2 separate regions of the Homo sapiens genome follow, and region 1 is linked to region 2. A link is an interaction called in ENCODE POLR2A ChIA-PET data of the cell type or tissue named here. Cell type or tissue: PC-9. All regions are shown on one strand. Links, peaks and the distances in the headings refer to the core of each region. The heading gives the core; the rest is flanking DNA. Region 1 overlaps XRCC2 (X-ray repair cross complementing 2). Region 2 overlaps KMT2C (lysine methyltransferase 2C).

What was found. ChIA-PET counts read pairs that join two places held together with the same protein. Peaks named below come from ENCODE experiments on the same cell type or tissue, not always from the same donor. Only the 100,000 strongest peaks of a DNase experiment are listed, where the experiment ranks them.
Region 1: POLR2A ChIA-PET joins it to region 2 with 11 read pairs; 2 of 35 experiments call an interaction of 5 or more read pairs at or near these places.

What each region holds. Positions count from the first base shown.
Region 1 is chr7:152,647,949-152,653,336 of GRCh38, forward strand. XRCC2 (X-ray repair cross complementing 2) reads right to left here. Exons shown (of 3, transcript NM_005431.2): 3 at 1-1,415. The coding sequence ends at 694. Among named protein-coding and RNA genes, the nearest start is that of XRCC2, 25 kb to the right of the region's middle. In PC-9, for the core only: no CTCF peak of the experiment used is centred there; no DNase peak of the experiment used is centred there.
Region 2 is chr7:152,311,755-152,317,142 of GRCh38, forward strand. It overlaps KMT2C (lysine methyltransferase 2C), which reads right to left. Exons shown (of 59, transcript NM_170606.3): 4 at 3,384-3,584; 5 at 44-192. Among named protein-coding and RNA genes, the nearest start is that of KMT2C, 120 kb to the right of the region's middle. In PC-9, for the core only: no CTCF peak of the experiment used is centred there; a DNase peak (open chromatin) is centred at 2,497; H3K27ac peaks cover 2,576 bases.

The sequences.
Region 1 (5,388 bases), core at 187-5,186, 340 kb after region 2:
AGATAATCTTTTAAAAGTTCCTTTGTGAAGAAATATTGGTGGTAAATTAATACAAAGTTTAATTGCTAAAATCACTTTGATTCAACAGCCTAGAAACAGAATAGTCTTTACTTTTACTGTGCTAGTTTAACAAATCCATTCTGTAAAGAAATACTGTTAATTCCCCTAGAGTTTAAAACTTTAGGGCTGGGCACGGGCCTGTAATCCTAGCACTTTGGGAGGCCGAGGTGGGTGGATCACTTGAGGTCAGGAGTTCGAGACCAGCCTGGCCAACATGGTGAAACCCCGTCTCTATTAAAAATACAAAAATTAGCCAGGCGTGGTGGTGGGTGCCTGTAATCCCAGCTACCTGGGAGGCTGAGGTGGAAGAATCACTTGAACCCAAGAGGCAGAGGCTGCAGCGGGCCGAGATTGTGCCACTGCACTCCAGCAGCCTGGGAGACAGAGTAAGACTGTTTCAAAAAGAAAAAAAAAAAAAAAGAAAACTTTTGGCCACGAGCAGTGGCTCACGCCTGTAATCCCTGCACTCTAGGAGGCACACATAGGAGGATCCCTTGAGGCCAGGAGTTCAAGGCTGCAGTGAGCCATGATTGTGCCACTGCACTCCAGCCTGGGAGACAGAGCAAGACTCTGTCTTAAGAAAAATTTTAAGGCTTGCGTAGTACCCTGCAAAAGACTATTTTATGATGTATATCAACAAAATTCAACCCCACTTTCTCCAATAATAAAAAAATGTTTTTTTAAACTGTTACTTTTTAAACAACGTGAAACTAATGAAAATTGGTTGCTGCTTTGAGAATCATCTTGTTTGGAGAAAAACATCCTGTGCTTCACCAGTTGCTGCCATGCCTTACAGAGATAAGGTCTGTAGTCTATGTCCACATCACACAGTCGTCGAGAGGCATGAGAAGGTTCTTCTGATGAGCTCGAGGCTTTCTGCATTATAGTTTGTGTCGTTGCAAAAAGAACCAGGCGATAGTCATTTACAAGCTTCTCTAAGCACTGAGAACATTTCCTCAGAGTAGACTCCTGTAAGTTCACACTTTCTCCTCCATTGACGCGGTCTATCCAGTAAAAAGCTGACAGGCTATCCAAAATCAAAAGGCAGAGAGATGGGTGACTACAAAACATACTTTCTAGTGAGTAAAGTGTAAGAAGTAAGTGGGTGCTACTACTGCAGTACACCAAAAAAAATCTTCCCAGGCAGTATTTGATTATTTCTTCAGAGCTTTGGGATAGTCTGTGCTCAAGAATTGTAACTAGCCGGAGCATATCAAAGTGGTAATCTGTATCAATAAATAAGACTTCTACTTCCAGGCCACCTTCTGATTTGGGAAGTATACATCGTGCTGTTAGGTGATAAAGCATTTCTGTTTTTCCTGTTCCTTCTGGGCCATGAAATTCAAGAATATCACCTGTGTAAAATTTAAAAATCTCAGTCAAAATGCAGTAGCTCAAGGGTAGGTTACAAAATGCAAAGTCTGCAAAAAAGTTTAAAAAGACACTTACTGGAATGTGAAAGAAAATCTAAATTCACTTTTGCCAAAATGGAGCTGTACAAGCAAATACAATAAATAAGGAAATTAGAGCCTGGTGGGAAGGTTGGAAGAGGCTAGGGGACTCTCCTCCGGCCAGGCTCACATGCACTCCCACTTCAATTTGTAAGATTCAAAAATAAAGAGCCACAGATCTAGGGCCTTTCCAAAATCTGATGACTACAGTACACACCCTTTCTGGTAGTTGATTACACTATATCCATTCTTCCCTTCTTCCTAAAGTATAAAACCCAATTTGATGGGGAGGGAAATGTGTCCACTTTAAAACTATTTTTCATAGTCTCCTTTGAAAAGCAAGGTTACCAGGTAACACAGCTGTCGCCAGTGAGATGCAGGCTGCTCTCTGTTGATGATTCTTTCCTATCCAGGGACCCCTTCTGCCCTGCCGCACCCTCCTGTGGGGGTGGAGCAGCCATCTGGAAGCAGTGAGGATGAAACCCACCCTTAGGATGGTGGCGTGGAAGACAGAAGGTACCCAGGACTCTGGGCACACGGAGCCCCCACCAGCCACGCACAGCCTGCCTCTGTGCCACTCAGGATGTGAGGAAAACAAGCCTCCACCTGGGCAAGCCACTAAGTTGGACTTCTATGACACGCAGGTGAAGGCACTCCCTAATTAGGTTTCTCAGTGTTATTGATGTTATGGGGGGAACAATTCTGGATTTTGTGGTTTCACACATTATTGAGGCAAGAGCCCATGGCTCTCAGACCCTAAATGCCAACAGCATCCTTCAACTGAAAACAACCTTACACGTTCCCAAACTGCCTTCAGTTATTCTTTGCTATTTGAATTATCTCTGGAAACCATGTCCAGCTGCATTAGAAATTATTTTCCTAGCATTAAAAATCAAAGTCAACTACTCTGAACGTTAAAGACTCCAACTCTCCTTCTATCTAGGCTCGAATAACTAAGGACAGCACAAGTTAAATCAAACAACACTGGGGAAGTTGCCTTGCTTCCAGAGCTTTTCAAAATGCACTCACAGTGGCATTCAACTCTTGCTTGTCATTATTAATTTACGGCTGAACTACCTGATTGGAAACACTATGTTAAAATGCCAATTATTAGCCCCAACCAAATGATGGTCTAAATACGGATTCAAGGGCTGGGCGCAGTGGCTCACGCCTGTAATCCCAGCACTTTGGGAGGCAGAGGCGGGAGGATCACCTGAGGTCAGGAATTCAAGACCAGCCTGGCCAACATACTGAAACCCTACTAAAAATACAAAAAATTAGCTGGGCATGGTGGTGGGCACCTGTAATCCCAGCTACTTGAGAGGCTGAGGCAGGAGAATCACTTGAACCTGGGAGACAGAGGTTGCAGTGAGCTGAGATCACGCCATTGGACTCCAGCCTGGGCGACAAGAGCGAAACTCCGTCTCAAAAAACAAAAACAAAAACACAAAAAAATGCAATTACTTTATTTCTTATTATTTAATTTTAATTTTTTTTTGAGATGGAGTCTTGTTCTGTTGCCTAGGCTGGAGTGCAGTGGTTCAATCTTGGCTTACTGCAACTTTCGCCTCCTGGGTTCAAGCAATTCTCCTGCCTCAGCCTCCCGAGTAGCTGGGATTACAGGCGTGCGCTACCGCGCCCAGCTAATTTTTGTATTTTTGGTAGAGATGGGGTTTTGCCATGTTGGCCAGGCTGGTCTCGAACTCCTGACCTCAGGTGATCTACCCACCTCGGCCTCCCAAAGTGCTGGGATTACAGGTGTGAACCACCGCACCTGGCCTTTCTTATTATTATCAACAAACCGTTGTATATTGGAGTATTCACAAATAATGTATAAGAAATCTAGGCTGGGTACAGTAGCTCATGCCTGTAACTCCCAGCACTTTGGGAGGTCAAGGCAGGAGGATCACTTGAGCCCAAGAGTTCAATATCAGCCTGGTCAATATAGTGAGACCCCAACTCTACAATTAAAAAAAAAAAAAAAAAGCCACCCATGGTGGTGTGCATCAGTAGTCCCAGCTAATTGGGAAGCTGAGGTTGGAGAATCAGTTGAACCCAGGAGGTAGAGGCTGCAGTGAGCCAAGACTGCACCAAATTTCCACCATAATCTTACATACAACTTGCAATTCTAAATTTACCTTAAGAAGAAATTTAAAAAATGATTCCACCTCAGCCTCTCAAGTAGTTGGGACTACAGGCATGTGTCATCATGCCTGGCTAATTTTTGTATTTCTTGTAAAGACTGGGTTCCACCATGTTGCCCAGGCTGGTCTTGAACTCCTGGGCTCAAGTGGTCTGCCTGCCTCAGCCTCCCAAAGTGCTGGGATTACAGGCATGAGCCACCATGCCTGGCTTCAGCTTTCTTATAGCATAGTATGTTATCAGTTCTCATAGACTTCTCTTTTGTATTTAAGAATTCTACACATGGCTGGGCATAGTGGCTCACATCTGTAATCCAGCACTTTGGAAGCTGAAGTGGGAGGATCACTTGAGCCCAGGAGTTCATGACGAGCCTGGGCAACATAGGGAGACCCTGCCTTTACAAAAAATTAAAAAAAAGAAATAGCCGGGCGTGGTAGCATGTGCCTACAGTCCCAGTCTCAGCTACTCAGGGTGAAGTGGGAGCCTGTGAGGTTGAGGCTACGGTGAGCCATGATCATGCCACTGCACTCTAGCCCAGACAACAGAGGGAGACCCTGTCTCTAAAAAGAAAAGAAAAGAAAAAAAAAAAGATTCTAGGCTCAAGGAGTAAAACTATTTTCATATTAACAATTGTCCATCTAATTAAAAGTTAACATAGCAACTAAACCTGTATTCCACCCAGATGTTCAGTGTGCCCTCTCTTACTATGTTACTGAGGAGCTATGCTGAACCCGCCACTCCTGCCAAGCATCTTTTACTGCCCTATGTGATAGAGAACAAGGGACCATGCAGAAGCGCAGACGGGGAAACCAAGAAGCAGACCACAGCAAATCCTCCCTCTCCTGCTCCCATAGAGGCAGCCAGAGAGGCCGACCCACAGCTACTCACCTTTCTAGAGTACTGCATGCCTTAAAGAGGCTGCTTCAGACATATCCTGTTTGCTCCTAATAACACTGAGGTAGGGAAAGCAAACTCTATCATCTCCCATCATCACACAGATCACACTATATAATCACTATTTACTTGATTACATTTCCTGCTAGCTTCTCTAAGGTTGGGACTTGAGTATTCTGTCCCCAGCACAAAACCCAGGATCTTCTGAATGTGCTTCATCAGTTACCTTCTTCTCAAGATCCTCTTGAGAGACATCTAAAGAATAAAAATATAAGTCTTGGTTTGTGAGGGTTAAGGGCCTAAAAGCCAATTGTGAAACTGGCATTTTAAATGGAAGCGGGTCTGGTAGGGAATGACAGGTGGAGTGTGTGGCTTTGGTGGCAGAGTTCAGCAGGTAAGAAAGTCCTAGACCAGGGTTGACACAGGGACCAACATAGGAGGCAAAGCAAGAGGAGCAAACTGCCAGGTGTGGAGCCTGCTGCCCAGAGACCACAGGGTGCTCACACTTAGCGTGGTGAGGGCCTCAGTTCTGCAGGTGATATGGTTAGGCTGTGTCCCCACCCAAATCTCATTTGAAATCCCACGTATTGTGGGAGGGACCCAGTGGGGGTAATTGAATCATGGGGGCGGGTCTTTCCTGTGCTGTTCTCGTGATAGTGAGTAAGTCTCATGGGATCTGATGCTTATTATAAGGGAGAATTTTCCTGTACAAGCTCTCTTTGCTTGCTGCCATCCACGTAGGATGGGACTTGTTCCTCCTTGCCTTCTGCAATGATTGTGAGGCTTCCCCAGCCACATGGAACTGTAAGTCCAATTAAACCTCTTTCTTTTGTAAATTGCC
Region 2 (5,388 bases), core at 204-5,203:
TTCCAGAATTAAGAGGCAGTCATTATTGAAAACATGCCCATACCTGTAGAATCAAATAAGGCTTGGATATCAATGGCATCTGGAAGCCCAACCAGACTGAGTTCATCCCACAGTTTACCAGCTTGATCATCTGAAGCTGTCTGGGTGCTTACACTTACACAAGATACTATATTCTGCTGAGGAGATCGTTCTCTGAAAATAAAATAAAATAACTGTGAAAGTGAAAACAAGCAGAAAATTGTTTCATTTTTAACTGTTTAAATGCAATGTACTGCCAAATCAATTTTAATTTATCAGCCATTAACTGTCATAAAACAACTTTTAGAATTCATCTGTTAGTATTATCCATGGTATAATATTAAACTGGGTTGCCATATTATATCGTATAAGTAACAAGTAAGAAAAAGAGTCTCCAAACCCACAGGGAAGTATTAAATTGTAAATTTGTTTTTCCATTCCATAATATAATGTTTTTAAAACCAACTCTCATATCCTAGTCAGGAATTGTATTTAACACATAAACTGAGTATTTCCTTTGGCTTTACTTAAACGCTTACAAAACAAAACTTGATCAAATCAGAAATGTTTAGTCTGCTGTATCTTGACTGAGGACTGCCACAACAGAGGTGGCAGTTAACTGTGTAAAGAAAGGATATTTTCCAGGGAAAATGAAAACCCACTACAGAGTGTGAAAACAGAGGCAGGAGGAATGGAATGTATCAGCTGTAGCTTTCTTATGGTCCCGTCAACAAATCTCAACAGCTGGTCTGTGGCATGACGTTGCAAGTACTCTCAATCAAGACTGTATGTCACAAATTGGAAGTAAAAAGCAAAAGCAAAATAGCTACCAAAGGCATGTAGAATAAGGAAGATAGTATAACAGCAAAAACTATAGTCTAAAAAAAGAACATTGAATAAAGTAAACAACATATGGGAGATTTCAGGCTTTCAAGGTCTAACACTTTAGGTATTATTTAAGACCATTAAATAAATAAAAATGGCTATTGTACTTAATTATTAAATATGGGAAATCAGATGACTACCACTAAAACTTAAATCTTCTCCTAATATCATAGTATTTAACCTGATCATAATTCTGGATTAAATCACTATTGAATATAGATCATAACTCACTGCACTTCTGTATGCTGGATATTTATCATGATTCCTATTAAGAGAAAATCAGCACAATGACCAGGGTACTAAACATTTTTATACCTGGAATCATTGAAAGAAAAAAAGTATTAACATATTTCAATAAGTACATTTAAATATCAAACCATATAAAAATAACCAGTAATGTTTTTATGTTCAGCATTAGAAATGCATAGACTTTTTTTAAAAGGTATAGCATGCTATGCTAACTTTAAATTCTCATTTTAATAAATGCCCACAGTAAAATGAGAACAAATTCTTTCCTATAAGTATAATCTCTATTCCTACAAATATATGCTCCATTACAAATCATTGTTATTTTATTGGGAGAAAAAAAAAAGACCAACAGTTCATCTATAACTACTAAATGTTGTTTTAGCATACTGTTTTGCACTAGTATTTGATGAGGGAAAGGGGTGTAAAAAAACCAAGAGAATGACTAATTTATTACTAATCAGGTCCTAACCAGCAGCTTAATCAAATTCAACCTTCAAGTTTTGAGACTGGTTTGTATGTATATACCATATCAGTAAGATATCAATGTCAACACTAAGGATGACAGCAGCCCAGCTTAGAAAGAGATATCAAGAGGAATCAGCTGAAATGCATACCCACAAAATTCTTAGTTATAAAACAAAAAAAGGAAAAAAATTCTTGATTTTTTTATTTAGTGAAAATGAGCAAAGACATTTTCAAAACCTTTGTAAAATTGTTTTTTAAATTAACTAGCTATTTAAACTTCATTAGCAACATACATTTTGTAAATATTTGAAATCATTACCAAGCTAAATTAATTGCCTACCCTTCAATGATGCCAAATTTTTAAGTGTACTTCATTAACTGCCATATTATCATTACTTATTAAGTTGGTAAGCACTAAGTATATATAAAGACTTTCGTTTAACAAAGGCTATTTTTATATAATTATCTGAGCTCATAAGAATTTTCACTAAAAATTAATTTCACTTTTAAAACAAGGAAATGAAACCAATTCCATTTCTCAGGAGAGGATTTTATATAATTGCCATTATTTAAGGCAGAACATGAGGATATAAGATACAGCCTGATTCACTCCATTAAATTTGCTAATAGACATTTTAAGTTTGCTGGCCTTTTGATTATTTTATTAAGATGTGTGTACTCAACTGACAACTAAAGAAAAAGCTATAGCCTCCAAAACATCACAACTCTCCAAATATAGTACTTCTAAGTTTCCTTAAACTGTTCCACCTTAAATTCTTTTAAAAGATTCTCCCTCTTTTTATTGTTTCATTTCCTACTTCAGGTCTTCAAGGCATTGGCAGCAGTTCAAAACAATGAGCCAATCAAATAAGTACAACACAACAATGATTTAGTACTTAAATTTGGATATAAGCCAGATAAGCACTTGAGTGATTACATCATAACCCTCAAGAGGCAGTGTTAGCTTTGCAAGCTAAATTAATTTTTACACATTCTCATCAACTACAGAAACTTCTACTCCCTTAACCAGCACAGCCAAGTCTCCATATTAATATGGTCTTTAAACACAACTGTACAAAATATTTTAAACTATATCAGACAAGACCTTTAGGTAATTACAATGTGCCCGTGAATACAGACATACACACATCATTACAAAAAAAAAATTCCTTAAAAAAGAAAAAAGCATCTTCTGGGAGGGAAGGCAGGGGAGGGAGGGAGGGAAGAATGTATAGGACAGTGCAACATTTTCTGAAGCACACAAACTTATATATAAATTAAATAAATGACTGAATGGATTGATGAATGAATGACACAAAAGACATGAGTAGTGAAAACCAATTCTGGATTTGCTATTGTATTATGTTATATTCTTAAAATTAAAAGCTTATTTAGAGAAACAAAAGAAGGACTTTATTGATCTGTTTTATTATTACATTATTTCCATTTATAAATTCCATGAACTCCCTCCCTCTCAGCTTGTGTTATGTTCTTTGAAGTTTTCTTCCAAAAGTTTAGTTTTGTGATCACACCGCTTTCATATACAATTAATATAAACTTTTTAAAAAATAACAAGAAAAATTTGTGAAAAGGATAGTTTGTTGGATTAATTGGGTTAATGGTGAGTCAGAGTATCCCATAAATGTGGAGAACAGGAGAAACTGTTCAACAAGAACAATCCCATTTGAAAATTTATAAACATTATAATGGAAATAAATTATATGCAGTCTTAATCTATTCCAACATTTAAAGTCGAAACTGCTTACTTTCTCTGTCCTCTTTGTTTTCGTGGTGCTGAGTTTTGCATTTTCTCATAGGTTCCATTGCTGTTGTCATCAATGTCCTTCTTGTTAGAAGGTTGGTTTCTCCATGGCAAGATAAATCCAGGCGTTATTCTGAATTGTTTTAAGTCTCCTTGTCCTAAGGAACTTTTTTCCCCACAGTAACAAAAAGCGCAGAGCTGTTCACTAGTAAAAATGAAATGTAAGTCAGAGAAGGAGAAAAGTAGCTTTATTCAACTGCTTTAAGCGATAACTATAGATACTTGTGCTTTTAAATTATGTCTAAAGCACAAGCTAAGCTTTTCAATCTATTTTCTACAGTCTATTCAGTGATTACCCATAAGAACAATTAAGTTTAATAATTATACATTTGGAATTCTACTTTTCCATAGCATTTTAAAAAGTAGTACACATATCAAATCCAAAAAATTCTAGTTAGCAGTTAGAAAAGTTATTTTCTTTTATATTTGACTAGAAAAAAATCCAAGTAAGAAAGCTAAAGGTGGGGGCCAAGCACGGTGGCTCATGCCTGTAATCCCAGTACTCTGGGAGGTGGAAGTTCGAGACCAGCCTGTCCAACGTGGTGAAACCCCATCTCTACTAAAAATACAAAAATTAGCTGGGTGTGGTGGCACACCCCTGTAATCCCAGCTACTCGGGTGGCTGAGGCACCTCGCTTGTATCCGGGAGGTAGAGGTTGTAGTAAGCTGAGATTGAACCACTGCACTCCAGCCTGGGTGACAGAGCAAGACTCTGTCTCAGGAAACAAAAAAAATGCAAGTTAAAAATGGGAAAGAAGGTAGAGTTTAGTAGCCACCCAACTGTATGACAGTTCTGTAAAACATATGGTGACAGTTTTATTTAACCACTTGATAGAACGTTCATTATGCATGATATATATATACCACACACATGCATACACACGGGGAGATATAAAAATATAAACTTAAATAGTTCCTGGGTTGAGTGGTAGTAGATTTTTAGGGAAGCAGAAGAGCTGAACTGGAAGAAGGAAAGGGATGATTAGGAGCAAAGGGGATTTTTTAGGCCAGTGAAACCATTTTATATGATACTATAATGGTAGATACTGAGCCCTAATGTAAACTATGGACTGTAGTTAAAAATAATGTATCCATATTGGTTTACCAACTGTAACACAGCACACAATACTAATCATGAGGGAAACTGCTGGGGGTAGAGGTGGGAGAATGAGCTCAATTTTTGTGTAAACCTAAAAATGCTCTAAGTCTATTAATAAAAAAGGAGAAAACATTAAAAAATTAAGAGACAACAATCAATATACATATATAGAATATACACTTACTAAGAGATCTTAGAAAGAATGAAATTAAAAGGACTGCTTCCTCTTGATTATATTTACACTTCACAAGATATTTACTGCTGCTATACCCAAATCCTCCTTCTTGGGCATTAAAGTTACCTCTACAGTATTTACCCCATGATCTTACATATCTTGCATTACCAGGTGATAGAACTAACCTATAGCCTTTTGAGGTGACTTTTTAAAACTTAGGTTTAAATCATATTGGACTCTCAACTAATTACTTTTATCAAAATTAGCTTTGTTTTTGTAATAAATTACCTATTTCAAGTTCATGAGAAACTATGTTGTCTGCTGGTACCGAGACATACACAAATTAAATGTAGTGTAATTTCAAAAAAAAAAATCAAGTCAAGTTGAAAAAGAAAATTTCTTCTTTCCAAAAAGAGACCACCACCTTATGCTTTGCCAGTATCTTACTATCCCCTTATTTGTAATGTTCTCTGAGCTATTAAGCTTACATTTATTTCACCATATCCCATTTCTGGTTTGTTTCTTCCCCTAGAAACACTACCCATGAGAAGCAACAATCAGATTGACATTAGTCTTATCAACATTGATTGTAACAGCACTGATTAGAAAATGGAGCAATATTTTAAAGCTATTGCAGAAAAATACCTTAGCATTCAATTTTATATTCAAAACTAT